Regions from separate parts of the Mus musculus genome. Here region 2 is linked to region 1. The links are chromatin loops, found by intact Hi-C in ENCODE. Cell type or tissue: left cerebral cortex. All regions are shown on one strand. Each heading gives the region's core, and the rest is flanking DNA. Links, peaks and the distances in the headings are about the cores only. Region 1 holds the start of Sptan1 (spectrin alpha, non-erythrocytic 1). Region 2 holds the start of Urm1 (ubiquitin related modifier 1).

What was found. Hi-C counts contacts between places; a loop is a spot of excess contacts. Peaks named below come from ENCODE experiments on the same cell type or tissue, not always from the same donor. Only the 100,000 strongest peaks of a DNase experiment are listed, where the experiment ranks them.
Region 2: a loop joins it to region 1, with 2.5 times the contacts of the local background. A loop is called at or near these places in 8 of 42 quality-filtered maps.

Annotation. Positions count from the first base shown.
Region 1 is chr2:29,959,583-29,971,632 of GRCm38, forward strand. Sptan1 (spectrin alpha, non-erythrocytic 1) reads left to right here and starts at 5,978. Exons shown (of 57, transcript NM_001177667.1): 1 at 5,978-6,203. In left cerebral cortex, for the core only: CTCF peaks have their summits at 5,801 and 6,483; DNase peaks (open chromatin) are centred at 4,010, 4,307, 4,950, 5,942 and 4 more places; H3K4me3 peaks cover 5,121 bases; H3K27ac peaks cover 4,035 bases.
Region 2 is chr2:29,818,820-29,830,869 of GRCm38, forward strand. Urm1 (ubiquitin related modifier 1) reads left to right here and starts at 8,570. Exons shown (of 5, transcript NM_026615.4): 1 at 8,570-8,616. The coding sequence starts at 8,582. In left cerebral cortex, for the core only: CTCF peaks have their summits at 6,200 (motif pointing right) and 8,533; DNase peaks (open chromatin) are centred at 2,224, 8,494 and 9,808; H3K4me3 peaks cover 2,477 bases; H3K27ac peaks cover 2,179 bases.

The DNA.
Region 1 (12,050 bases), core at 2,534-10,533:
TTTTTTTAAAATGATGTTCCAGTAACTGACATTGATCTAGCAAGAGATGTAGGGGGTTGAGGTTATAGCGTCACCTAATGTGCAGAGACCTTGTGCTCCAGCTGCAATGCCCTTCCCAGGAAGAGAAGTGCGAATAGCTCGGCCTGCTAATGTTACAGAAGAGAGTGATCACTTGGGTCAGGTGGCTGAACTGCATTCATTTTTGTTTTGTAACCTGGGTATGTCTCACCTCTGAACTGCACACCTCCATTTACAGAGCAAAAGAATTGTTGCTGCAGTCTTCCTGCTGTGCCTGGTAGTAGATTCTGGGTGGAGTTTCACCTTGTATATCTTGGAACTTGTCTCCCTCATTTGCAGGGCTACCTAGCAGGGCCCACAGAGAATGGTGTCCTCATAGCCTCCTACCATTTGCTCTTCTCATCTACCCAAGGATGACATCTGTTTTCCACAGACCATGGCAGGGAACAGGGTGGGATGTACCAACTGAGTATAAAAAAGTGGGTGGGCTCAGGCCTTCCTCAGTCAGCATGTGGAGCCGTGCAAGTTTCAGAAAGGCATTTCTTTTGGACACCTCTACTCTCCACTAGGAAACTGGCCTCTTTACAACCGGAAAACTGGTGCTAGTTTGAATGGGCCCACTCAAGTTGTACAACTTACAGTTTGCAGAACCACTGAGCAGGACCCCATGGAGCTGTGGCTCTCCACCCTGTCATAGCGATGTCACTAAGTGTGTATGTGAAGTTCTATATGTGGACAAGTTGTTCTGTCAAAAATAAAACGAGAAGCTGAGCGTGGTGCTGCATGCAGGTGAGCCCGGCACTAAGGTAGCTGAAGGAGGAGGATTGAGACGGACAGCAAGGTCTGCCTGGATACCATAGAAAGTACTAGGCTGAGCTGGGCTACAGACTGTCTCAAACAGATGGAGTGTAAGGTTAGGGGATTAACATGTGCAGCCTGCTCTGGAGGCTCTCAAGGATTGCTTCATCCCAAGACTACAAAAGGCAATCTCTATCACCAAATTCTCTCATAGTCCAGACTGGCCTCAAGCTGCTTTTTCTATGGAAAGATAATCTTGAATTTACCTGATTTTTTTTTTTTTTTTTTTTATGGTTTTTCAAGACAGGGTTTCTCTGTATAGCTGTGACTCTCACATTGTAGACCAGGCTGGCCTCAAACTCAGAAATCTGCCTGGCTCTGCCTCCCAAGTGCTGGGATTAAAGGCATGCGCCACCACGCCCGGCTGAACTTTCCTTATTCTTTTGCCTCCAACCTCTCTAGACTGGGACTACAGGCTTTATGCCACAGTGCCCAACATCCTAAATGTTGTTTCTGCTTGAGACAGGATTTTTCTAGCTGTCCTGTGGCTCTGTGTAGCTGGCTGTCCACACTATGCAATCTAAAATGGCCTCATACTCAGAGATCCTCTACCTCTGTCTTCCCAGTCCTAGGGTTGAGGGCATGTGCCACTGTAAGACATCTTTTGCTGGTGTGTGGTGGCGCACACCTTTAATCCCAGCACTCAGGAGGCAGAGGCAGGCAGATTTCTGAGTTAGAGGCCAGCCTGGTCTACAGAGTGAGTTCCAGGACAGTCAGCTACACAGAAAAACCCTGTCTGGAAAAACAAACAAAAACCCAAAATCATTGGAAGGTTAGGTTTTTGATACCCACTGATAGTATAGCCTCAGAAACCATGACCACCAGCTGCTGATGGCTGTACCTCCACACAGGCACATCAGATTCTTTGCCACAGAATGCTACAAGCTCCATTGTCTTTGCAGCTCAAGTTCTTGCTTGTCTGCCCACTTTCACTGACTGCATCTTACCCTCATTCCTTGGGCTGAGTGCCCAAATTTTTGTCATGTCATGCATTGTCTGATATCACTTTAGTACCCATTTGATGTTGTGCTGGAAATTCCAGCACAGAATTCCAGTAGGTTGCAACTTTTGTAGATCCTGTCAGCCTTGGGCGTGCGCGCGCTCGCACGCACACACGCACACACACACACACACACACACTTACAAATATATGGGATGATTGAATTGGCCTAATGAAGTTTAGATATCCCTCAGTGCTAGGAACACAGAGCTGTTCACAAGTCTATTGCACATGACTAATTTTCCCTTTTCTCTGCTACACTTAATGAATTTACTGGTTGTCCTGTGGATCTACAGAAAGCAGACAAGAGCTGGGCGTGGTGGCACACGCCTTTAATCCCAGCACTCAGGAGGCAGGGACAGGTGGATTTCTGAGTTCGAGGCCAGCCTGGTCTACAAAGTAAGTTCCAGGACAGCCAAGGCTATACAGAGAAACCCCGTCTTGAAAAATCAACAAGAAACAAAACAAGAGTCCTTGTTCTTGCAGGGGACCCAGGTTTAGTTTCCAGCACCCTTGAGTTTCACAACTGTAATTCCAGTTTCAGAAGATCCAATGCAGGGTTGGAGAGATGCCTCAGAGGTTAGGAGCACTGACTGCTCTTCCAGAGGTCCTGAGTTCAATTCCCAGCAACCACATGGTAGCTCACAACCATCTGTAATGGGATCTATTCTGGTGTCTCTGAGGAGAGCAACAGTGTACTCATATAAATAAAACAAATCTTTAGAAAAGGAAAGAAAGATCCAGTGCTCTTTTCTGGCCTCTAAGGACACTAGGCATGAACATAGTGTAAGAAAATCACTCATACACATAAAACTTTTTTTTTTCTTTTAAATCGAGAGGTTGGAAAAGCAAGCATATACTTTGGACTGCTCTGAGGCAGATGGTTGGCCTTGATCTATAATGCTGGAAATGGAACCTGGGCTTCTATAAGAAGTACATGAGCTCCTACAAGAGCTGCTGGCCACGTCCCAGCTAGTCCTGTGCTTTCGAAGCAGGTAAACTGGTCCATGGAGAAAAGCAGTAAGAAACAGTGCCAAGCGATGGTAAACTCTACAAGCCTTTCTAGGCTCTGGAATGACTATGTCATCGTTAGGCCAGGCTCTAGATAATGAAAAGCTTAGCAGGAAAATCTGGGTATGGTGGTACCACCTCCTGCAATCATAACACTGAAGCAGCTGAAGCAGGAGGATTGCCATGAACTCCAGGATAGACTAGGCCACAGCTGGCACCTTATCTTAAACAAAAAAATTACATGCCGTTAATCCCAGTACTCCAGGATGGCTCTGGGTTAAGAAGGGTACATGCCACCAAGCCTGATGACCTGCGTTTGAACCCCAGAATCCACAAGGAGAACCAACTTGTGCATGTTGCCCTCTGACCTTCATATAACACACATGAATAAATGTAGTAAATGTTTTAGGAAATAGTCTACATGGTAGAATGTGTTCAGAAGTGCCCAACCCAGACTGCCGGAACTTTCTCCTCCAAAATGGAAACTGGTCCTTTCCCCCTTTCCCCCATCCAGTACTGTTATCTCTGAGACCCAGCAGTTGCAGATTGTAAGGTATGCAGAATCATTTAATATTGGTCCTTCTGTCTGGCTCGTTTCACTTAGCATAATGCCCTCAGGTTTTACATAGTCACTATGTTTGGAAGAGTTGTGTGACTGGCTTGCCAGCTCTGCTCCTGCAGCTCTGGGGAAAGTAATTTTCTGGGCATGATCCTTCCCAATCAGCTTTACAGGGAGGAAAAAATAATACAAGCACTTGACTTTGTAGAGAGAGTGCAGGATAGCGGTAGAGAAGTGGACAGGTAACAATTAGCATATTTCCCCAACCAACAACTGACCTTTAGAACAGGGGACCAGGGCTAGCTAGAGTTTTAAGTCTAGGGGCTGCAGTAATCAAGAGAAGCTTAGAATTCTCTTGGATTCTCTGCTTGTAAGGAGGCCAGTAGAGGTGTGGCCAAGAACGTGGAGCGGAACCGCGCTGTCACACTGGGCTGTGCTTGCTTTATTTTGTCCCTGTGAAGTTCTCATTAAAAACAAGGTTATTATCTGCAATATCCCTTCCCCATGCCCACACATAATAGTGTGAGGCATGCGCTGAAATTGGTGGGAGGGAGGGGAGCAACAATAGAAACCATGAGCAATGGCTTTTTGATGGCTCATTTCTCCTGCCAGATGAGAACAGGGTGGGTGCCTGTGGGTGCCGTTATCCTGACCATTCTTCCGATCAGAAAATGGACCAACCAGCAGGATTTTAGTTTCCCAGTCAGAAGAGAGCTCCCTTTAGGTCTTGGATTTGTTTGGCATTTGGGAGAAACAGTAGAACCCCTATTTTCAGTATGGAGCCCAGCCCAGAGAGCCCTTGCCACCGAAGTATCAGGTCTTAGACATTGTGGAGAGTTAAGTTATACTAGCCATTTTGTACCCAGTGCTGAACATCTGAGTTTTAAATTTGCTGCAGCTGACTGAAGAGGTGGTTACTATGGTCACCATCAGCTGTTTTCAGAAATGCACAGCATTTCTGCATGCCTTTCATCCCACCACTCAGGAGAAAGAGGCAGGGGGATCTCTGTGTTTGAGGCCTGCCTGGTCTACAGAGCAAGTTTCACGACAGCCAAAACTACAAAGGGAAATCCTGTCTGGAAAAACAAAAAAGAAAAGGAAAAAAAGCCCAGTCCAGGAAGTAGCTCCTCAACCAGTTTTCTCTGTAAAGAAGATGGCATTAAATGCTGTCCTCCAAGCACCTGCCTTTTGGATCTCAGGAGTCTGTGAAGCTGCCGCTGAGCTGTGGCCACTCCCTTTTTATTTTATTTTTTTTATTTTTTAAATCTCTCCTCTCCAAGGAAAATGACTAGGAATGTTCTTTCACCATCATGCCTACAGTCAGAGTAGCTTAGAAGTCACCTTGCAGATCCTAGGCTCAGCAGAAACCAAAGTGCAGAGGACCAGGAAGCTTGGGACTGGGCCTCATCCCAGTTCTGGAGCAATGCCCAGTTCTTTATAATTATTTAAATAGGAGGGTGGCTTGGTAACCAGGAGGCTGATGCCTGGCAGAGCTGCCTGACTACACAGGAATGAGCTGGGTGCTACTCCAATGGTTGCCACACAGCTGTCACCCAAAATGGAGGAAGGGAAAGAGCTTTTGCAGTAGGGGAGCCTGGCTACAGAGTTTAGTTCAGAGCCAGGCCCTGAAAAGGGTTGTGTATAAGAAAAAAATTACAGAAATTGTGTTTTCCTTTTCTCAGAAGTCTAGCACCCACTTGCTTAACGCTTGTGTTCAAATCTTAGGTTCTCTGATTGCTGCTTCGTGCTTGACCTGGGGAGAGAGCTACCTTCTATGTCATCAGGATGCTAATTTGTAAAATGGGAAAGGCAACATCTACCTTGTAAAATAAGAGCAGAGATTAAAAGCCCAAAGCACGTGCGGTGTCAGCTAAACAGCAAAGTTCAATTAATACTGGGGAAAGAAATAGTAATGTCGTTTATCAACTGGGACGAATACACTCTGTCTACTGGCAACAGGAAGATTGCTGAAGAATTCTCCATATCCTGAAATAAAGTCTTACGCCACAAATCAGTCTTTTTTTTTTTTTTTTTTTTCCCTAACCGGGATTTTTTTCCCTACCACCTCCTCAAACACGGATCCTTATATCATCTTTTTTTTTTTTTTTTGGCCCCATCCCCCACCAGAACAGGCAGACTTGGGTCTTCCAGAGCCAAGCCTCCCCCAGAAAAAGTGCAAAGAGGGAGCCAACATTCCAGTGAGATCATCCGAAAGGGACAGGGCGTCTTTCCGGCCAGGGCAGCAACATCCCCAGCCTGACTGCGGCGGCGGGCCCCGCCCTGCCCTTCGCCGCAGTCTCGGAAGGGCTCCCAGGGCGGAGGGGTGCGGCACAGATTCTCTGCAGGGCGGACTGGGCGGGGCAGGATTGCTCGGGTCCCACGCCGCGGCGGGCGGCTGCGGCGGCTGCTCCGCTCTGTGCCGCGCCCCGCACCCCTCGCAAGCGCGTTCCCGTCCTTTACCCCAACCCCCACCACCCCGCCCCGCAGCTTCGGCTCCTTCCGGACGCGCTCGGTCCTCTCCGTACTGCAGTGGAGCAGCGAGTCCCGCCTCTCGCGTCGCCAACCGGGGCACTTCCCTCACGCTCGCGCTCGGCCGCCGCGGGGGCGCGCGCGGCCGCTTATAAAAGCCACAGTGCGCGCGCGCCGCCGTCACTATCCGCTGCGGAGCGAACGGCGTGAGGCAGGGGCCGCGGCGGCGCATCTTTTTCCTCAGCAGCCCTCAGCGCGGCGACCCACGCCCCTCACCCCCAGGAGCCGGTAAGAAAGGGCGGTGGGCGGGAAGGGAAAGGCCGCGGGAGGCCGAGCACCGGAGCGATGTGGACAGATGAGCTGCGGAGCCTCGCGGGCGGCTCCGTGGGCCCCCGCCGCCGCCTTTTGTGGCGCGTGGGCTGCGGGGCGCGGCAGAGCCGGGCGGCGACCTGGAGTGTCACGGTCCGCCGAAGGTACGCGAAGGCCCCTTCCTGCGCCCGCGGCCCCACCCGTCGCGGCAGGTGGCGGGGGGTGGTCCTCGGCAGCACCCACCCGCGAGCGCCCCCGCACCGCCCGTCGCCCGCAACTGCGGCGCTCGCACCTCTCGGAGCCTCCTGTCTGCAGTGAAGGGCTCGCTGACCTTAATTTCATCCTGTGTGGCGGTCCCGGGCCCTCCGGCCGCAGAAAGGCCTCCTTTTTCTTTCCTGGTAATAAATGTCTTTTCTCTCCAGTGCCGACCTGCTCCAGTATAATAGTTAGATGCGGTGCCGCTTGGTTGGAGGAGATCCAAATCCAATAAATAACTTAATAGCTTACAGCTCTTTTCTTTCTATATAAGACATTAAGTCGAAGGCTTCTGGGTTTTTTGTTTTTTGGGGGTTTTTTTTTGGTCAAATTCTACTGCTGTGCCAGTGTGAAGTGATAGAACAGTCTTTTGTCTGAAGCTATCCCTGCAAATTTGATGAAATGCTTCTCCAGGAAAAATTTGATTTTAAAATCCTCTCAGGTACTAGAATTACACACACACATATGCACACACGCGCGCGCACACACACAAACACACACACACACACACACATCAAGAGGGCTTCTATGTAAGTAAGGGTCGGTGTGTTTTAAATGAATGTCCCAGAAAGGGTGAAATCATTTCGAACTGCTACACTTCATAGGGCTTTGTTGACTTTCATCTCTCTGTTTCTGTCTCTGTCCCTCTCTCTACAGGCTCTTACAGTGTAACTCCAGCTGGCCTGGAATTTGCTGAATAGCTCAGGCCGGCCTCAAACTCAGGATTTTCCTGCCTCAGCCTCTCAGATAATCAGGTTTTTCTATATAGAGACCCAAAACATTTTAAGTCGTTTGTTCTTTACCCTTGGTATTTTCAAAAAGCTAATTATTATGACTGTCAAGGAATACAAGAGAAACCAACCATATGAAGTATTTTAATAATGTGTTCAGAAATTGCGTTGTCATAGCAATTGGACTTAAGTAAAACAGAATGTATCAAAGATGGCAGGGTGGGGGTGTCTTGTAGCCAGGAAACAAGAGCTTAAGAATAGCACTAGCAACAGTGAGTTGCATGAAGCCATTGAGCCAAGGTTCCCACTCATACTAAATGTCTTAGATTTTAAAGGTCAAATTGAAGTCAAAGTTGGAAAAAAAAAATGTGCTGCAGTAGATCCCCTGCAGGAAATTAACAATAAGCCTTTTTTAGTAACTGGGTCATTAATTCCTCAAAGGGACCCTCAAAGTGTGTTGACTGTTATCCAGGGACCTAGATAAAAAGGATGGATTTCAAAGTTTGCCCTATACCAGACAAATGTGAAACAGTTCTTATGATAAACCCAAGGCCTGGAGACATATAGATATGCAATTCTATTCCCTACTTTTGAGACAAGATCTTGACCCGTAGCTCATCCTGAATCTATGTAGTTGGGTATAGCTGGTCTTGAACTCATTGCTCCTGCCAACAAGCCTGGCTGCCACCACCCTGGACTTTTACCCCTCTTAAAAGAAAGGAGGCCTTGTTATATGTCTCAGATCCTGGACTCAAGCTTATTTCTCCACCCTTAGCTTCCAAAGTAGCTGGACCTATGGCAGGCAGGAGCTGCTGCAGCCGGCTTATTCTCTGGTAGTGCCTTTAGCCTTGGCTGTATGCTTTGTAGTAATCTAATACTTGGAGAAATCTGATGTCAAGTAATCTAATGAACAGGTTTAAGCAGGGAGAGTCATATTAAGTGTATCTTTTAGTTCCCTGGATTATAATTTTCTATTATTTTTTTCTTCTCTGCTTTCATCTCAAAGGTGGGGCCTCTACAGATACTGAGAAATGGCTCTTAGGAATAGCTACCCGAGTCTGGTCTGTGGAATGTGCACTAAGGACAGAGGCTCTGAGGGCAGCCTGCCTTTGTTACCAGTGCCCACTGCCTATTGGAGAACTCCAGTCTATGCCTCTTGGTCTGCTGCAGCTCGTCAGCTGTGGCCTTACAGGGGAATGCCATGATCTGATGGCTAATGCTTATTCCAGGAATGCAGAGGTCCGCAGAGCTGGCCAGAGAGCCATCTGGCTGGAACAGCCGTGCAGCGAGTGGCACCTTTCACATCTCTTACACATGCTGCTTACACTTGTTTTGAGTAGGAAATAATTGTATTTTGTAAAGGTACTGCACCAGCAAACTAGCCCCAAGGTCAATCTTTGTTGTTTGAATTCCTTACTACACTTAGGCTTTCATGAAATTATCTTTTTACTTAATTACTTTGACAATGCAAATGCCTAAAGCCCCCAAGATCCCTATTTCATCAGAATGTAGATGAGAAGAGGCATATTTATTTTTAAAAGAACATTCAGTATTAAAAATTAATTCTTGGAGCCAGGCGTAATGGCGCACACCTTTAATCCCAGCACTCAGGAGGCAGAGGCAGGGGTATTTCTGATTTCGAGGTCAGCCTGGTCTACAGAGTGAGTTCCAGGACAGCCAGGGCTACACAGAGAAACCCTGTCTCGGAAAAAAAAAAAATTAATTCTTGGGCAAACTGGGGTCTGAGAGAGAGCATGAATTGGCCAAGGCAGCACATTTAGGTGATGGTGATTGTCCATTCCCAGAAGCCTGGGCTCCCTGATTACAGCTCAGATTTCTGGTGGGATTCTGATGCTGGGGCAGTGCCGTTTGATTTTTACCTGTTTTCATGTGTTTTCACAGATTTGTTCTCTTCACTTTAAAGTGATTCTATCCCAGTTGCCCTTAGAAGTGTGTTGTCTTGCTCTTCCCCTTCCTCTTTAGAGTCCACATTCCTTCAACATGTTGTCATCGTTTCGTAAGCGCAGAGCTCAGGTATTTGACCAGCATGCAGAAAATGTGTTGCCTTTTGGGTTTTTGCCTGGCTTGCAGTGAAGACACATTGGTGTCCAAGAGGTTGAATGATCCCCAGAAGGGGAAGCCCTGCCTACACGACCTTTCTGTTAAGTAGAAAGGTTGGTGACAGTCTGGTTGGGATTGCTGGCCACATGATCAGAAGTGTTGTATGTTTACTGTTTTCTACCTTTCTGTTTCTCCTTAAGGCATGAGTATATTGGTCTCTTATTGCCATCCTGGTGTTTGCATGTGATGTTTGCTGATTTGTAATTGATGGCTGCTTGGTTCCTAAGAACCAAGGGAGTAAGTTACTTTAGATATTCAGAAAAATTACCCGAAAACATATAGTGTGAATGGTGTTTTCCAGTTGGACAAGTGCTGTCACCTGGGTTTATCTCCTTTCCCATTGACTTAGCTCTACCATAATCCCTGAGAATGAAATGGAACTCAGTATCTTTCTTTAAAACCAAAACTCTGGTAGGGTGTGGTGCTGCACACCTCTGATCTTGAGAGGCAGAGACCAGCATCTCTGAAGGAGCCTGGTCTGAGTTCCAGGACAGCCAGGGATACACAAAAAACCCTGTCTTGAAAAACAGAACACACATACCCCCACACACAAAACAACATTCTTGTATGTTTTATGTGTAGTGTTTCAATGTTTGCTAACATTGAGCCTTTTTCAAAAAAAAAAAAAAGAAAGAAAGAAAGGAAGAAAGAAAGAAAGAAAACAACTGCTTAAAATTGTCCTGATACTTTTAAAGTGGGATGTAGAAATTTAAGGTTTTTCTAATGATTATAGCTCATAAATCCAAGGCAGGCCCCTTTTATAAACGAGACCAGTTAATTATATAAGGTTTATAACCTTTTGTTGTCTTGAATCTTAAGATATTGCACTTATAAACCCTTTTCATCTGAATTTTGCAGGTTGAAAGGTAAGTACCAGCAAGATAGTATGTGGGGAGCATAAGAAGTAAGTTGCCCAGCATTGCTCTGCATTTCTGGGGTTTGATGCAATGCAGTATGGATCTCTTGCTTTCTTGATGCTTAAGTCGTGCTCACCTCTGCAGAATTGCACTAACAAGTGGAACTGAATTAATCAACTTGAAGGCTGACGTGTAGAGCCAAGATCTTGATGGAATGTAGTTGAAGCAAAAGGATTGACTGTTTTCATTCATGGTGCCAAAAGCCTTGTTTATATACTGTCTACTGCTCTGCTTGCTCTCCTATCTGCTACTAAAACCTGTATCTCAGCTGGTTGCCAGTTGGTTTGTTTGATCTGAGAATCAGCTAGTACACAGCTTTGTAGGTGCTAACCAGTTCTTTGATAGTGTGTTCCCAGGCAAGCCATTTTAAATCTGTGGATGTTAGTCCTCTTGCTTTGCAAATCTGAGATTCAAAAAACGCTGGCCTCATAAGCCACAGAGAAAAGGTATTGTCCGTTCTGCACATTTGGGCCCTGACTAAGCAACAAAACCCAAACTGATTGTGAGCTTTTGCCTTGGGTGATTACAACGAAATTTTTCCATGGAGCAAACCGATGCCAAGCCCTCCTTCCTCCACGATATTCGGCATGTTTCAGTGGTTTTAAACACAAGCAAAAGCAAAGACTTGCATCGTCACATGACTTTTTCTTTCTTGAAGTGCCTAGGAAATGTGTGTGAGGCTGTCCTAAACCACTCACTTACAGGTGCCAGATTTGTGGAGTCCAAAGCATTTGACCTTTGGTTAGAAAATGTTTTTATCCATAGTCTGTTTCTTAGCACAGTGTGATTCCTAACCGCTGTGTCTCCATGTTCCTACTGTAGATACATAGTGGCATGTAACTGCTTCTAGATTAGTGAAGGCACCTTACAGTTCGCCAAGTACCAAGAAGGGCCTCAAGCAGCTGTTTCTTGGCATTTGGCTGGCCTGGCAAACAAAGATACTCATTTAAGTCTCTGTTTAGAGAATCTAGCTCAGTTGATAATGTGTACAAATAAATTTGTGTTAAGAATGAGGAGGAGACATTCTTAAGCTTACAGTATCTTTGGATTTTTTTTCTTTTGTATCCTTTTTTTAAATTAATTTATTTATTATATGTAAGTACACTGTAGCTGTCTTCAGACACTCCAGAAAAGGGCATCAGATATTGTTACGGATGGTTGTGAGCCACCATATGGTTGGTGGGATTTGAACTCATGACCTTTGGAAGAGCAGTCGGTGCTCTTACCCGCTGAGTCATCTCACCAGCCCCCGGATTTTTGTTGTTGTTGTTGTTGTTGTTAAAACTTCATACCTTTAGAATCACCTAGATCTGGGTCTAGAGAGCATTGGATGTTCCTTCTGAAGGACCTGGGTCCAATTCCTAGCAGCGACATGGCAGCTCACATATATCTGTAACCCCAGTTCCAGGGCTTCTGACACCCTCACACAGACATACATTCAGGCAAAACAGCAAAGAACACATAAAATAAAATTTAAAAAATAATATAAATAAATAAATAAATAAATAAATAAATAGAACCCATGAGGTCTGGCAGCATCGTAAGAGTGTCCTTTGTGTTCATTACAATAGAGGACATAGCTATAATTCTTGTTTGAGCCCCTGAGATCAGCTCACATATCATTGTTTTGGTTTTTGAGACGGAATTTCTCTATGTAGCCCTGATTGCCCTGTAACTCTGTGTGTACATCAGGCTGGCCTTGAGCTTAGAGATCTGCATGCCCTTGGCTCCTAAATGATGGGATGAAAAGTGCCACCATGACCAGCTAAATGAAGCACTGTTCTTAAACATACAAAAAATAC
Region 2 (12,050 bases), core at 1,844-9,843, 140 kb before region 1:
CTGACTGTATGTTGTCCATCCCAAACACCCACGCACGTGCGTGCACGTACACACAATCAGCAGTTAATAATGTAATCAAAACATTCCAAACAAGGCTGTTCCCACTTTTACACTGGGACTACTAACCCCTCCTTGAGGGGCTGACAGCTCTTGGACCTGCATCTGATTGTCCCCAGACCGTGCGGAGCCCTCTTGAGTACACACAGTAATTGACCAATACATGCTTATAGTATTAACTTACATAGCTACTGCTCTTGGGCAGCTCCTCACATTAAGTACTTGACAGTTGCAGAGCACCTATGGGTTCACCTAAGCAGATAGAAAAAGCTGCCTGCCATGGGGGCGAGGTCTAGGCCCCAGATCCACCTCACGGAGCAGCAGTGGCAGCTGCTAGAAGATGGACCCAATGAGGTGTGCCCTGGGACACAGGAACACTGCTCTGTTGGCTTTGAAATGTTCTCCCTGTATAGCCTTATCTGTCCCACAACTTGCAGGAATCGTCCTGCCTCGTCCCAAGGGCTGGGAATATGAGTTCTTTGCACCAGGGCCTAGCACCAGGAAGCCTTTCAAGGAAGCATGCCAGGCAGACTAGGTCAAGGCCCACAAAAGAAACAGTAGACCAGATGGGCATGGGTCTTCACACCTTTGATCCCAACCCTTGGGAAGCAGAGGCAGAGATCTCTGCTTTCAAGCCAACCTAGTCTACATAGTTTCAGGCCAGCGAGGGAGCATAGTGAGACGCTGTCAAAGGGGAGGGGTGGGGCAGACTGGAAGGATGGCTCTCAGTGGCTAACTTGCTGAGGGGTTCTCAGCACCCATACACAGCACACATACATGCAGGCAAAGCATGCATATGTATGCATATGCATAAGACAAAAATAAATTTTGTTTTAGAGTATGACTATACTTCAGAGGAAGATGCTATCAGAAGGGTTGAAATATAAATTTGAAATATAAGGGTCCAGAGAGACAGCTCAGCCATTAAGAATTCATATTGCTCTTGTAGAGGACTAGAGACTCCAGCACCATCATGGAGTGACGCGAATCTGCTGCCTTTGACTCCAGTTCTGGGGAGTCCATTCGATGCCTTCTTCTGGACTGTGCAAACACTGCAGTAACAGGATATATATATACACAATTAACAGAGTAAATAAATAACTAGTAAAAACCCGTAAGGCGATAGAGCTGTATGGTTGGGGAAAGGAGTCATTGCCGGAAGGTGGGGGCAGGGAACCCTTCCCGAAGGGGCCCCCTTGGAGGTCAACCACTCCATTATTGACTCTTAATGGCCACCAAGCACAGAACAGGTAGGACTTTATCCTCCGCCTGCTGATGAGGAACCAGAGACGAGGAGGAGTAAAGCCTCTCCAAACATCAGAGTCTGGAGGTAAACGTCCCCGCCCCCACCCCGCTCCGCCTCCTTGCTGAACAGGGCGCTGCTGGAAGGAGCCAGCCTCCTGCATCCTTGGAGGTCCAGCAGTGCTTGGACAGGCAAGTGGCTGCCCAGGCCAGTGTGTGGCTATCGCTTTCAATTCCTAGGAAGAAGGTTAAATATCTTCCAGAGGCCCCTAGAGGCGGTTGTGGAGAGGGCGGGAGAGGAGGGGGCGACCCAGTGACTTTCAAAGGGGCCCTGAAAGCTTAGCCACCCCTCCCCCGGGCCGCGGCTTCCTCCCGGCCTAATCAAATTCTGGGCTCAGCCCTAGTCTTTGGCGGCAGTTTAACCCGAGCCCGGGCGGATTTCTTTCTCACTGATCTCAGCTTGACACCCAATTAGCACAAGAATGGGAGGAGGAAGCCTGTGAGAGGCGCCTCCCAGCCTCCCGGGGCGCGCGAGGGGGCAGGCGGGAAAACAAAGGGCGGCGGGCAGGGGGGCACTTGCGCCCTCGCCTCCGCTGCGACCTGCCATTGTCTCTCTTGGAGCTTCAGAGAGGATGGAGGACTACGCCCTGGCTCTCTGGCTGGGGCCCCGGACCCTCTACTGCAAGGGATACTAGGGGAAAGTTATTTGTGAGACTCTGGCCTTAAGTGAGAAGTAGTGGGGAGGGCCAGGATCCCGAAGGCACGGCCTTCGGAGACTCAGTTTTGTCATCTGAAAAATGGGAGGAATATACAAGGTGTAGTCCAGTGGCTCTACTGCTTGGCACCACAGAGCTCAGTAGACAAATGTTCTTTGAGGGAACACAATACCCAGCCTGTACTGTTTCTAACTGATAGGTTAAGCTTGGTTCTGGACGCGAAGTGGCAGTAGCATCAGGCTCAGTGCTGCCAGCATGAGTTCTTTGCAGAGACTTCTGTTCAGATGAAGCCTGAACTTGGATTCATCAAGTTCCTGAAAGGGACTCCCATCAGAACTGTTGGGGTGATAGGCAGTGGTGGCGCACGCCTTTAATCCCAGCACTTGGGAGGCAGAGGCAGGCGGATTTCTGAGTTCGAGGCCAGCCTGGTCTACAGAGTGAGTTCCAGGATAGCAGGGCTACACAGAGAAACCCTGTCTCCAAAAACCAAAACAAACAAACAAAAAACAAAAAAGGGCTTGCTGCTTTTTCTAAGGACCATTTGGTCCCTAGTAGCCAGCTCCAGAGAATTCACCCTGTTCTGCTTGCTCTCTCTCTCTCTCTCTCTCTCTCTCTCTCTCTCTCTCTCTCTCTCTCTCTCTAAAAGGGCTTGCTGCTTTTTCTGAGGACCATTTGGTCCCTAGCAGCCAGCTCCAGAGAATTCACCCTGTTCTGCTCTCTCTCTCTCTCTCTCTCTCTCTCTCTCTCTCTCTCTCACACACACACACACACACACACACACACACACACACACAGAAATCTAAAAACAAAAACATTATGAAGAGCTGTGGAAGTAACTCGGTCTGGTGGGACCTCACTGGCCAGTCACACATCCTCAAGGCCCCCCCATCCCGTCTCGGTGAACTTGTCTAAGGGGGGAAAAATTCAAGGTTTGTTATTTCTCCTTCGGAACTCCTCCCACTTGTGGGAGTTTTTATTTTCCTTAACATTTTTTTTTAGTTTTATTTTATTTTGCCTGTATATATGTATGTGTACCATGTATGTAGCCGGTATCCAGGAGGTCAGAAGAGGGCTGTAGGACTTCCTAGAATTGGAATTTGGATAGTTGTGAATCATCATATGGGTGCTGGGAATTGAACCCTGGTCCATTGGAAGAGCAGCCAGTGCAGCTACTGAGCTGTCTCTCCAGCCTGTCCTTAATAATCGGAGGGAGGGAGGGAGGGAGAGGGAGAGGGAGGGAGGAAGGAAGGAGGAAAGAGATAGGAAGAAAAGTCAAGCTTAATAGCTAGTCCAAGTCTTTAATCCCATAGGCAGTCAGACATCTCTGTGAGATTGAACCAACCTGGCCTGTGTGTGTGTGTGTGTGTGTGTGTGTGTGTGTGTGTGTGTGTGTATGTATGTATGTCAAGGCCAACCAGGGCTACATAGTGAGACCCTGTCCCAAAAATAATTAAAATGGATGGCTCCTGAGGAGTGACACAGGCTAACCTGGCCTACACACACACAAACTAGAAAGGAGTGGGGAGGTAGCTCAGTATTAGAACTCTTATCTAGTGTGCGGGAGACCCTGCGTCAATCCCAAGCCCCGGCATGAAAATGGAGCCAGAGTGGTTAGGCTTAGCGTGATGGTGTAGACACCTATAATCCCAGAAGAGAAAATAACCCCAAAAAGAAAAAAAGAAACACGGCCTGGAGAGGCTGGCTACTCTTCTAGGGGACTCTGGTTCTGAGCACCCACAAGGCAGCTCACAACTGTCTGTAACCCCATGTTCTAGGAATCCAACAACCCCCCCTCCACACACACATATATTCAAGCAAAGCACCAATGTATAATAAGTAACAAATACATAAGGATCGTTAAAAAGAGAAGAAGGAGGTTTCCTCTTGGGAGTGTGAGGTGACTTAGTAGCTGCTGCTCTTAGTTCAGTTCCAGGTCCACAAAGCAGAAGGAGACAAGCAATTCCTACAAATTGTCCACTGATGCCACAGAGGCTATGGCATGCATGGGAACATATGTACACATGCAAATAAATGAATAAAAATGTAATAATGAAAAGTAAAACATAAAAATCTACACAGGGGCTAGAGAGGTGGCTCAGCGGTTAAAAGCACTGACCTTTCTTCCAAAGGTCATAGGTTCAAATCCCAGCAACCACATGGTGGCTCACAACCATCTATAATGAGATCTGATGCCCACTTTGGGGATGTCTGAAGACAGCTACAGTGTAGATAGATAGATAGATAGATAGATAGATAGATAGATAGATAGATAGACCTTTAAGAAAAAAATCCACACAAACTTTAATATAATTTGAAACATACAAGTTCAAAGAAAGACACTTAAAAATGTATAACCTTAGCCAGACAGTGGTGTCATACGTCTTTAATCCCAGCACTTGGGAGGCAGAGGCAGGAGGATTTCTGAGTTCAAGGCCAGCTTGGTCTACAGAGTGAGTTCCAGGACAGGCAGTGCTACACAGAGAAACCCTGTCTCGAAAAAAAATAAATAAATAAAAATTAAAAAAAAAACCAGGGGGTGGTGGCACACGCCTTTAATCCCAGCACTCGGGAGGCAGAGGCAGGTGGATTTCTGAGTTTGAGGTCAGCCTGGTCTACAAAGTGAGTTCCAGGACAGCCAGGGCTACACAGAGAAATCCTGTCTCGAAAAACCAAAAAAAAAAATAAAAAATAAAATAAAATAAAAAATAAAAAAATTGGGCTGGTGAGATGGCTCAGCTGACTGCTCTTCCAAAAGTCCTGAGTTCAAATCCCAGCAACCACATGGTGGCTCACAACCATCGTAACGAAATCTGATGCCCTCTTCTGGAGTGTCTGAAGACAGCTACAGTGTACTTACATATAATAAATAAAAATAAATCTATCTATCTATCTATCTATCTATGTATGTGTGTGTGTATGTATGCATGCGCCATGTGAGTGTCCTGGTACCTGTGGAGGTCAGAAGAGGGCATTGGATCCCCTGGAGCTGGAGTCATGTTCCTGTTGGGAATCCCTTATTTGTTTGTTTGTTTATTTAATTTATTTAACTTTCAGACACAGGATTCTTTTAGTGTAGACCTGGCTGTGCTGGAACTCAATCCATCTGTTGACCAGGCTGGCCTTAACTCAGAGATCCGCCTGCTTCTGCCTCCCAGATGTTGGAATTAAAGGTGTGCCACCTTCATCACTGCCTGGCTTTCCTTTTATTTTTGTGACAGGATCTCTGTGGGCCTGGTTGTCCTGAAACTTAAATAGACAGAGCTAACATAGAATGCATAGAGATGTATGTGCCTCTGCCTTCTGAGTGCTGAGATTATAGACATGAGCCACCACCATTCCTGGAAACATTTAATTTTCATTCATTCATTCACTCATTCATTCATTCATTCACTTACTCATTTATTTGGCTTTAGAGACAGGTTTTCTCTGTTTAACACCCTGGCTGACCTCAAACTCACTGAGATCCACCTGCCTTTATCTCCAGAGCATCAGCATCAAAGGTGTACAAATACCACTCCTGGCAACAATCTTTTAACAAGAGTTGTATCCATGGAGTTGCATTGGTGGCTTGCAAGTTATATTGTTCAAATGATTACAAAAATTAAGGGAAAGCCCAGAGTAGTGTCTCCCAGCTTCTTTCAGAATAGTGCCCCACCCCTTCTTCCCACCATTCAGGAGGCTAAAGCAAAGAACATTGCTGCATGTTCAAGGGGAAAATGCGAGACGTTATTTTATTTTATTTAAAAGATTTATTTATTTATTTATTTATTATAAGTATACTGTAGCTGTCTTCAGACACCCTGGCAAAAGGCATCAGATCTCATGACAGATGGTTGTGAGCCACCATGTGGTTGCTGGGATTTGAACTCAGGAGCTTTGGAAGAGCAGTCAGTGCTCTTAACCGTTGAGTCATCTCCCCAGCCCCGTTATTTTATTTTTTTAAAGGTTTATTTTATGTATATGAGTACACTGTAGCTGTCTTCTGACACACCAGAAGAGGGCATTGGATCCCATTACAGATGGTTGTGAGCCACCAAGTGGTTGCTGAGAATTGAACTCAGGGCCTCTGGAAGAGCAGCCAGTGTGCTTAACTGCTGAGCCATCTCTCCAGCCTGAGATATGTTATTATTTTTTTTATAGATTTATTTATTTATTTTATGTATATGAGTACACCATTGCTCTCTTCAGACACACCAGAAGAGGGCAGCAGATCTCATTACAGATGGTTGTGAGCCACCATGTGGTTGCTGGGAATTGAACTCAGGACCTTTGGCAGAGCAGTCAGTGCTCTTAACTGCTGAGCCATCTCTCCAGCCTGAGACATGTTATTTTTAAAACAAGGTTTCTCTACATAGCCCTGGCCTTCAACACAGAGACAAGTCTGCTTCTGCTTGCTGAGTGCTGGCATGAAGGCCTTTGCCATCATGCCTTTCCTTCCCTTTTCTAGGCAGTATCTCCTCCCTAATTGAGGGTTACCGTGCACTTCTACTTCTGCATGCTTGGATCACAGGTAGACAACAGCATAGCCACTGATTTCTGCATCGCTGGAGTCCAACCCCAGGGCGTTGTGTATTCTAGGCAGGTAATTTGCCAACTCCTACACCCCCCCCCCCCCAAAAAATGCATTTAGAACAGTTCCATCCCTCCTCCTCAGGGCTTCAATAGCCTTCCTTCTCTCCCAGACTTTACAAGACATAGCTTGGCTCTGCCTACTTTTTTGTTTTGTTTTGCTTTTTCAAAACAGGGTTTCTCTGTGTAGCCCTGGCTGTCCTGGAACTCAAGAGACCTGCCTGCCTCTGCCTCCTGAGCTGGGATTAAAGGTGTGTCCCGCCACGGCCTGGCCTCCTGCCTACATTTTTAGCCTTACCATTGGCCAAGCTCTCTGCTCTCCAATTTGCTCCCTCGATATTCCAGTTAGTTTGCAACTTATGTTCTCCTCATAACTACCTGGCTAACTCTAATAAAAATTTAGAGCCCAGACAGTCCACTTTGGTATTTCTCATATGTATACCACCTGGTACTGTGACCAAACCCAGACCCTTGAGCAGGTGCAAGCACTGTACCATTGGGCTACATCTCCAGTTGACATTTTTCTTATCTTTTTTTTTCTTCATGTTTGTGGATGTGGGTGTATTCCTAAATCATCATTCTCCAATATATATATGATTTATATTTTTCAGTGTACTGTTTTTGTTTTTTGTTTGTTTTTCTAGACAGGGTTTCTCTGTGTAACCCTGGCTGTCCTGGAACTCACTTTGTAGACTAGGCTGGCCTCGAACTCAGAAATCCATCTGCCTCTGCCTCCCAAGTGCTGGGATTTAAGGCATGTGCCACCACCATCCGGTTCAGTGTACTGGTTTTTGCCTGAATATATGTAACTGGAACTGGAGTTAAAGTTGAGGACTGCCATGTGGGTGCTGGGAACCAACCCTGGGTTCTCTAGAATAGTAGCTAGTGCTATTAACCTCTGGGCCATCTCTGTAGTCCACTATTTTATGTATTGAGGCAGGGTCTTTCTGGAACTCAGAGCTTGCTCATTGGCTAGTGTAGGTTGCCAGCTTGCCCTGAGGAAGCCATCGTCACCTCCCTAGCTCTGGTATTGCCATGCTAACCATCATTTCACTTGGGTTGGGGATCTTATCTTTGATCTTTACACTTGCCCAGCAAGTACTTTATCAGATGAGCCATCTCCACAGCCCTAGCGTTTTTTTCACAAATCTCTATAATTCTAATTTTCTAACATCGGAAAATTTATTTCAGTTTAGGATTTCACATTTATTAGCATGGTTTGTACATTTGATTACGGCTGTCTCCCCGTCTCCCTGCTACACGGAGAGACCTAGAGACAAGAACTTCAGTTACAGCCGTTATTACTGACTCTCCACAGGACCAATCTGCCAGACACATTGTTAACTCAGTAACCGTGGAGTAGAAGACATACAATTCATCATCTGACACAGATGTTTGCATAGTAAGATGGCAGCTCCGGAGAGAGACAACAGGGTCAGAAACAAGAATTTGGAGTTACCTCGTTTTACTCCCTTAAGCGATGTTAGCTGGGTTGACAGGGTTCTTGTTTGTGGGTTCTTTGTTGTTTTTGGTTTTGTTTTGTTTTTGAACCCTGGGTGTCCTGTAATTCCCTACGTAGATCAGGCTGGCCTGGCACTCACATAATCCACCGTCTCTGCCTTTCTGAGGGCTAGGATTAACGGCGTGTGCCACCATGCGTGGCTTAAAAACAGATTTGTAGCCAATGAAAGATCAACAGTACGTGGCTCACAATCATGTCATCGGATGCTGATGAATTTCCCCTTAGACGTCTTTCTTCAGGAAGTCCCTTCCTGCTCGGTTTTTTTTTTTTTTTTTTTGGCCAGGTCCGCAAATAATGTAGACAATCAATTCCGCAGCCCACTGAGCGGGTGCCTTCGTCCAATAGCTGAGCAGTAACGAACGGATTTCGCCCCACCCCGTACCGCCTCTTCCGTTTACGCTTCCTGGTGGCGACCGGAAATAAACGGGCGCTCCGGAAGTTAAAGGGCGTGTCCTGCTAGTTTGGTTTCCTAAACATGGCGGCGCCCTTATGTGTGAAGGTGGAGTTCGGGTGAGTGAGATCTGGGGCGCCTTGGGGATGGAGCGAAGCCATAAGGCTCGGAATTCCGGACCTCTCTTGGCCTGCCGAGGCTGTGTCGCCCTCCGAGAGCCGGGATAATCCCCTGGCCTCTGACTGACGCGGTCTCTGTGGGTGACGAGGCCGTGAGTCCGAGAGTTGAGGCGCACACACGGGTAGGGAGATGCGTTTGGAATCCTTCGCCTTGCTCTGTATCATGTAGGACTGGGAGGCATTGACAGTGAGCAGGCGGTCTTCCGGCATGTTTCACCCGTGCCATTCCGAGCCCGACTCGCCTTGTCTGGTTTTTGAGCTTCTAAGGGGAGCGCACGAGTAGAGACGAACCCTGCTGAATAATCTCAGTTCTGTCTTCCCGCCTAGTGCCTTCCTAGGGGAAGTCTTGGCCAAGACAGGACCTTCCTCTTTCTCAAACCTTGTGTGTGTGTGTGTGTGTGTGTGTGTTTTCGAGACAGGGGTCCTCTCTGTTTGGCTGTCCTGGAACTCACTCTGTAGATCAGGCTGACCTCGAACACAGAAATCCGCCTGTCTCTGCCTCCCAAGTCCTGGGATTAAAGGCGTGGGCCACCACCGCCCGGCATACCTTGGAGTTTTAATTAGATTTTAATCTTTTGCAAAGTAGTTTGGTAAGTGTCTTCTGCAGAGTCCAGAGGAGCTACCGGGGTAAATAAGCTGCCACGGAGGGAGTGACTAACATTGGTAGTATATTATCCTTACTGTGAAAAGGTTCAGAATCCGGGTACACATCACTACTTGAAGGAACACGGGGAAAAGTGAAGATTGTCTCAAATCACCATTGTGTTCTTCCAACACACAGAATGCTTGTCATGGTTTCAAAACCTGCAGAAGACAGACTTCTTCGGAAGCTGAGAACAAAGAACTGAGGCTTCTAGAGATGGGTGGTTGGTTTCTAGAATCTTATGGAAAAGCTAGGGGTGTGTGTGTGTTTGTGTGTGTGTGTGTAGATGAAGAAGCCAAGGTTGAAGTGAAGGGAAACTCAAGGGTAGAGAGAGATGTAAAATTCCTTCCAAATGCCTTTCTTCGCCTTGGATGCCCCCCATTCCTTTCATGTTGTCCCTTCACTAGGCAGTTCATTCACCAGTCATTTATTGAGTGCCTACCATGTGCCAGGCAGTGAGCCAGACACCAAGGATACAAAGATAAATAGCACTCTGTCTAGTCCCTGCAGTGTTCAGCATTTCTGTCCCTTGGAAGGGAGTAGTCTCATGAATGTTAAGTGCAGTTTAATTGATGATATTGTCTTGCTGCTTGGATCCAATTAGGTTGGTCTGGCTTCCTGACTGCTTTACCTCTTCGAACCTTAGCCCAGCTAACACGGTATCCTCCCACCTCCCAAACTGGGCTATGAGGGGACTTCCTGATGCCTTGACCAGCTTCAGCAGAACTGAGAAGGAAGAAGTTACAGGCTCTCAGTGTTAATGTCTGTTGGTAGCCAACTTGCCTTTCATTCTCACTGAGACGTGGTATTTACTCAGCAGAGATGTGATCTTTCTGCCAGATACTGTGCTGGCAACAGTAAGGACGTCATCAAGTAAACCAGACCCTTGCCCTCAGAGTTTACAGACCCATACAGTTACTTTTTTTCTAGCCTCTACCTTCTTTGCCTCTCAGAGCAGCCGGACAGGACAACATTCTTTACCCACCTGTGCATCTCCTTCCACACCTCCCCAGATATGTGACCCATCAGAATTGCAGCTTCTTGGGGCATGGTGGCTCATGTCTGTTATCCCAGCATTTGGAATGCAGGAGCAGTTGGATCTTTGTAATTTTGAAGCTAGGCTGGGTACATAGGAAAAACTTTCCATAAATAAATAATAATAATAATAAATAATAATAATAAATAAATGTGCTTACCAAACCCAGAAATCCCTCTGTCCTCCTATTTTGATGTTGTTTGGAGACAGGAGCTCATGATACAGCTCAGACTCACCTCGAGCTTTCTATGTTAGCTGAAGCTGGCCTTGAACTCTTGGTCCTCCTGCTTCCTGAGTACTGAGATTACAGGTGTGTGCCACCCTGCCAGTCATCTGACATGTTTTTACCTCCGACCTTTGATTAATTGTGTCATTTGACAGAGAGGCTTCACCTTTTACTATGAAGCTGAGAGGATTTCAAAAGATATGTAATGCCATCATTCTCTCCTCACTGGTCCTAGAAGTCTAGAAACTATTGTCTCTAAGCACTGGGTAGATGGGATCCTCTTGGTGCCACCAGCTCTGTTAGGTCCTTTAGAAGGCTTCTCATCTTTTCCTTGTTAGGACTAATTCTATCACCTTTTGACATGCCTCCTGAACTGCTGCTATCAGAAGTGGTTTTGTGGGGAGGTGGTTGGATTCTGGAAAGCTTTGACAATAGAGCTATCAGTATTTTCTGGTTGAATGATTTTGAGAGAAAAAATACGATTAAAGATGACTTTTATTGCGTCTAACCCTACCCCCTCCCCCCAAAAATAGTGGTTTTGTTTTGTTTGTTTGATTTTCGAGACAGGGTTTCCCTGGCTGTCTTGGAACTCAGAGATCCACCTGCCTCTGCCTTCCTAGCACTGGGATTAAAGGTATGCCCCACAAAGTCAGGCTTCTTTTGTTTTTTTGAGACATGGTATCCAAGATGGCTAATATCTCAAATTGAGTAGGTAGCGGAGGATCTCTCCTTCTCTCCAGGGCTGGGATTACAGGCATGTACTTCATGCCCAGTCTGCAGTGCTGGTAATGGAATCCAGACTTCCTGAAGTCACAGCAAACACTCTACTGTGCGACACTTCCCAGCTCTACCAGAGCATACTATGAGAATAAGAATTGGAAGTATAGTACAGGCATGTTTGGGGTTCATCGTTTCAAGATTGTAATGACTTAGATGTGAGATTCCCATGCTGTGAGTTTGGGGAGGGAGGGAGGCTGGACACATGATTGAGATCAGAGAATTAGGAGAAGTAGTCATATTCATTGATGTGGCCTTTTTTTTTTTTTTTTTAATTCCTGCTGTATGGCAGGCCTTATTTCATGTAGAGGCTATTTGTGTTCCATGAGGTGAACAGAGAATAAACGTGGATGGGTAGATTTGTTGTTGGTGGTGGTGATTGGTTGGTTGGTTCATTGGTTATTGAAGCAGGGTCTCATGTAACACAAGCCAGCCATGAACTTATAATGTAGCTGAAGATCCTTGAATTCTTGTGTCTTCTGCTTCTATTCCCCAAGAGGTAGAATTATAGGCATGTGGCACCATGAGCAGCTTTTAGATAGATGGATATTTTTTAAAGCAACTAGAGACAGTAACTAAGATCTATATCTATCTATCATTGGTATTAGCAGATCACACCAGGACTTGAGGTATTGAGAGAAGATGGAAGCATCTTGATTAAGTTTGAATGGTAAATTCTATAAAACATAAGA